2 separate regions of the Homo sapiens genome follow, and region 1 is linked to region 2. Evidence: chromatin loops called from intact Hi-C (ENCODE). Cell type or tissue: PC-9. All regions are shown on one strand. Each heading gives the region's core, and the rest is flanking DNA. Links, peaks and the distances in the headings are about the cores only. Region 1 overlaps LOC105369890 (a long non-coding RNA gene). Region 2 overlaps LOC105369890 (a long non-coding RNA gene).

What was found. A loop is a pair of places that touch in the nucleus more often than their neighbours do. Peaks named below come from ENCODE experiments on the same cell type or tissue, not always from the same donor. Only the 100,000 strongest peaks of a DNase experiment are listed, where the experiment ranks them.
Region 1: it touches region 2 in a loop (9-fold over the local background); 5 of 110 quality-filtered maps call a loop at or near these places.

Annotation. Positions count from the first base shown.
Region 1 is chr12:89,967,502-89,970,329 of GRCh38, forward strand. The region is part of intron 6 of LOC105369890 (a long non-coding RNA gene); the gene reads left to right. Among named protein-coding and RNA genes, the nearest start is that of LINC02399, 21 kb to the left of the region's middle. In PC-9, for the core only: no CTCF peak of the experiment used is centred there; a DNase peak (open chromatin) is centred at 1,780.
Region 2 is chr12:90,090,140-90,092,967 of GRCh38, forward strand. The region is part of intron 10 of LOC105369890 (a long non-coding RNA gene); the gene reads left to right. Among named protein-coding and RNA genes, the nearest start is that of LINC02399, 140 kb to the left of the region's middle. RefSeq lists an enhancer at 940-1,542. In PC-9, for the core only: no CTCF peak of the experiment used is centred there; DNase peaks (open chromatin) are centred at 932 and 1,332; H3K4me3 peaks cover 690 bases; H3K27ac peaks cover 1,760 bases.

The sequences.
Region 1 (2,828 bases), core at 304-2,803, 120 kb before region 2:
AAAGAAAAACTTCACACATTCTGTGTCTTAGTATGTTCTGGCTGCTATAACAAAATACCATAGAATTGATCACTTAAGGCTGGGCATGGTGGCTCCCACCTGTAATCCCAGCACTTTGGGAGTCCAAGGCAGGTGGATCACGAGGTCAGGAGTTTGAGACCAGCCTGACCAACATGGAGAAACCCCATCTCTACTAAAAACACAAAAATTAGCTAGGCTTGGTGGTGCATGCTTATAGTCCCAGCTACTCGGGAGGCTGAGGCAGGAGAATCTCTTGAACCTGGGAGGCAAAGGTTGTGGTGAGCTGCGATCGAGCCACTGCACTCCAGCCTGGGCAACAGAGCGAGACTCCGTCTCAAAAAAAAAAAAAAAAAAAAAAGAATCTATCACTTAAACGACAGGGCACAGATCCCATCTTGGTCCCCACCTCCATGACCTCATCTAAACCTAATTACCTCCCCAGAACTCTACCTCTGAATATTATCACATTAGAGGGCTAGAGGGCAGAGCTTCAACCTGTGAATTGGTTGGAGGGAAGATACAAACATTCACTCTGCAAATGTATTTTATTGTAAGGAAGAAATACTAAATGAATTAATCAAGTAAAATAATATAAATGCAGTTCATTTTTCTCCATAATAAAGAACCATTAATAAACTGTTAAAACACAATAATTTTCCCTGGGCTTCTGTGTGTGCTCAAGATTCACCACCCTTTTCTCTTATGACTTAATTATGACAGTGTAGCACGTGGATGTTGCCTTTGACTTCCCAACATCTTTTCTACCCTCCCCCAGTATGTGGCTTTAGTGTACTTTGACCTCAGCTTCCAGGTGAACTTTGATTTGCTGTATCCAATCGTAGAATCCTACTCCCCTTGCTAGCAACTGCTTAAGAACCCAGAAGTAAGCCAATTATTTCATAACTTTCCTCTGGAGCCAGTTAATGGCTCAGGGTTGAATATGTGAGACCTTTTGGCCAAACCAGATTGAGGAAGGACTTATGTTCCGTGGTTGGGGAAGATGCACGCTTTATTTCCCTTTAGATGTGAGGAAGGGGAACATGTAGCCTGGCTTATCACTGGCAATCATCTTGCAATCACAAAACTGGAGAGAAGAAAAGAGTATACGTCCTCAATCATATTATTGACTTGCTTGAGAAGCTGTTATGTTTATTCTTCGCTGCACATTCATTTATTTGATCCAATAAATTTCCTTATTGGCTTTTTAATTACTTGTTTAAAAAATGTGATGACATACACAAATAGTACAAGTCTTGGTGATGAACATAGTGGATCTAAAGAGAAACTTAAAATTCATGAAACATTTGCATCACTTTCTGTAAAAAACAAGTAAATACAGATTAAAATATTATTTCACTTGAAAATTTAAATTTGTACACAATAGATTCACTCTCAACACCAGAGGGTGGGGACAATATCTAGGTTTACTTTCTGTTTCCAGTACCTACTATGGAAATTGAATAATTTGTCTCTACAAAATTTAGTTTAATTAATATAGTATTTATTATTATGTATTTAGATTGCTTGTATTAACTCAGTGGTTTGAAATATCTTCGGAATTATAACATTCTGTTGCTCAATTTGGATTACTTAGAACTCTTAATGAGCTCACAGCTTAGTCGGGGAGACAGCTATAAATAAACATTTATGATATAAAGTGATAGACACAAAAATAAAATGCTTCCAAGGCGTGGAGGAAGGAGTACCTGGCTCTGACTGCAGTGTGGTCTTGTTGAGGAAATATTTCCTGATAATTGCATTCTTTAAAGTTGTGTAATAGTTTACCTGGCAGGCATGAGGGTTGGGGAGGTGAAGAGAGGGCCTTCTAGGCTAAGGGAACAGCGCATGCAATAACGCAGTTAAGTAGAAAATAAATCATGGCATGATTAAGAAAATCTAAGTAGTGTAACATTTTTGGAGAGGAAGAGAAAGGAACCAACATTTGTTGAACAACTAAGTTGTGTTAGGAGCTGAGCTAGATTGATTTAATTATTTAATTCTCCCCAAAATTCAAAGATTAAGAATATGCGGTTCAAATGGAATGGAAAATTTGGCTGTTTTGGCACAGCAAGTAAACAGTGGAGCTAGGATTTGAATCTGGGTTAGTTTGAGCTAATATTCAGGCTTTCTCACTAAAACATAATTCATATCTGAATCTTAGGTTACGTCTAGGCCATGGCAGGAGATAAGGTTCAAATTTAGGCAGTGCCTGATAGTAGGATCCCTGTGTGCAGTGGACAGTTGGAAACAAGGCCAAAGTAGAGATGATTTGGCGGGTAATAAACAATTTGATAGTTATCATCCTACTGGTTGTATTCATCACATATCTGTAGTCACAGTCATCCAATGATACCATTCAGGGTGAGAAGGGAGAAGGCCAAAACAAAGCTTGAAGAACACCAATAATTAAGGAATATTCATGGAAAAGGAACCAGAGAAAAGAGACTGAGGAAGAGTGACCAGAGAGTTAGGAAAGAGTAGGAGATGGAAGCCAAAGAGTTTAGAATTTCAGCCTAAAGGTGGCAGTTAAAATGCTTCAGGAGAAGATCACAGGCAATTAAGCTTCAGTAATATAAGTTCTCCCATCTCCATTCCAGTAAGTGATGGGTGGATATTATTAAAGGCAATTATTCCCAATCAATTTTTTTAAAAAAACATTCTTGCAAGTAGACTGGCCATCCAATGGGAACAAGATATTTCAGGGAACACTGATCTCAGGAATTCTATTGGAATCTCTAAGTTGGAAGATACCTTACCAGTCACCTTTATGTAGTGGATGAACTAGTTGTATACTTATGCCCAAACTT
Region 2 (2,828 bases), core at 271-2,770:
CACATGATCCACCTGCCTCGGCCTCCCAAAGTGCTGGGATTACAGGCGTGAGCCACTGCACCCGGCCTCTTTTCTCTTCTCTTTTCCTCTCTTTCTTTTTGTTTTCTTTTTTTTTCTTTTCCCTTCCTTCCTTCCTTCCTTCCTTCCTTCCTTCCTTCCTTTCTTTCTCTTCCTTCCTTCCTTCCCTTTCTTTCTTTTCTTTCTTTCTTTCTTTCTTTCTTTCTTTCTTTCTTTCTTTCTTTCTTTCTTTCTTTCTTTCTTTCTTTCTCTTCCTTCCTTTTAATTTCTTTCTTTCTCTTTCTTCCTCTCTCTCTCTCTCCCTCTCTCTCTCTCTCTCCCCCCCCCACCCTTCCCTTTCTTTCCTTTCTTTTGACAAGCAGTCTCACCCTGTCACCCAGGCTGGAGTGCAGTGGTAAAATCATAGCGTACTGCAGCCTCAAACTCCTGGGCTCCAGTGATCTACCCACCTCAGCTTCCTGAGTAACTGTAACTTGATGTGCGTGTCACCATACCTAGCTAACTAAAATATGTCGTGTTTTTTTTTTTTTTTTCATAGAGACAGGGCCTCACTCTGTTGTCCAGGCTGGTCTTAAACTGCTGGCCTCAAGCAATCCTCCCAACTTGGCTTCCCAAAGTGCTGAGATTACAAGCGTGAGCCACTACGCCTTGCCTGGATGCAATTTCTAATTATGAAAATCAAAAAAATCTCTTAGGGTCACAAAAAGAAAAGTCAGATTTATTGAAATACTGTGTTAAGTTAGAGTTTACTATTTCTCTTAAAAATTTACATTTCTCCTCCCCATTCACCTCTTCTCATGCCATTGTACATCCTTCCTTGCACTTTCCAGGAAGCATTTAAAGTTTTTCAGCAGTCTGCAACCAGTAATCCTGTTTCTATTTATAGGATTTTAAATCCTGGCTTCAAAGGTACTCAGGCAGTAGACTGAGAAGATTGTGGGAGTGTGGAGGATTAGCCTTAGGCAGCTGTATGACAAAGCAGTCTATTCACTCCAGATAAGAGTGAAGGAGGTTGAGACTTATAATTCATTTCACTTACATCTGTCTTCTAGACCCCTCCTTAAACAAAAGGGGGAGAAAATTGTTCATTCCCGCTTTCTGCGTTTTAACAATCTCTTTTATTTCTGCTCTTGGGAGGTGGAGAAAGCCACTACTGAATGCTGTTATCCTGAAGTGAGGCTGAATTTTGCCCACTCCAAGCAACTGCACTGCTAGGACTTTATGTTGCATCATAACCCAGCCACACCCAGTGATGCATCGGTGATTGCACCCACACCCAGTGGGTGGGAGAATGACTTCCACATCCTTTAGCACCTTGGGAAAAGTCCTCAATTTCTTTAAACCACAGAGTGGAATGACTCACAGGAGACATTTCCATATCAGCAGCCTTCCAAGACCTAACCATAGCTCTCTGACTTTCTGCATTTGGTGTCAAAATGCAAGTCCCTGTGCTTTGATTGATTGAAATGCAAACCCTAGCTTGGGTGCTGGATTAGCTGTATATCTGATTTAAATTCGCACTAATCCTCTCCTGGGATTTCTTCTTTTCCTGGGCACTAATTTGGTAAGGATGACAAGTGGGCTTAATTATTTCCTGTCTAAGGAGACTCTAGGATATGTACCTGTATTAAGTAAAAGAGAATGGCTTTGTATTTAACCTCTTTAAAGGAGCAAATGAATGCGTAATGTCAACATTTTTGACACCAAAATTTCATCTGAGGAATAGAATAGAATATAACACATTTTCATGGCTTCACGTAGTGATGGCATAAATTAAGCTGACTAGTAACCTAAGTCTAAAATGAAGGTAATTATGAAAATGGCCTGTGCTCTCAGTTACTCAGGAGGCATAGGTGGGAGGACTGCCTGAGCCCAGGAAGTCAAGGCTGCAGTGAGCTGGGAAGGCACCAGCACACTCTAGCCTGGGCAACAGCGTGAGACCCTGTTTCAAAAATATATATATTATAATTTATACATGATATAATAATATATATAATATATAAAAATATATAATTATTATATAATAATATATGTAATATATAAAAATATATAATTATTATATAATATATATTACAATTATATATAATAAACAGTTTAGCCGTTTGTCTTTAAATATATATTATATATAAAATATATATTATATGTTATATATGTTGTATATAATATATAAAATATACATTATATATTATATATGTTGTATATAATATATAAAAACTATATAAATATATAATATATAGTATATATTATATATAAAATATTAAACTGTTTAGCCATTTGTCTTTATATATAAATATATTATATATAACATATATTATATTATATATCATATATGTTATATATGATATATATCATATATATGATATATGATAGATGATAGATTATATATTATATATGATATATAATAAATATTATATATCATATATAATATATATAATATTAATATATAATATAAATATATAATATTAATATATAATATAAATATATATTTATAATATATATTTATATTATATACAATTATATAAATATATAATTGTATATAATTATTTATATAATATGTAATATAATCTTATATATATAATTATATATTATATATGCATGTTATATATAATACATAACATATATAATATGTATATATAATATATATTTATATTATATATAATATAAATATAAATTTTATATATAATATGTATATAATATATGTATATAATATTTAATACATATAATATTAAACAGTTTAGCCATTTGTCTTTTTATATATATAATTTATATATTTATAGAAATTATATATATATAATTTACATATTTATGTA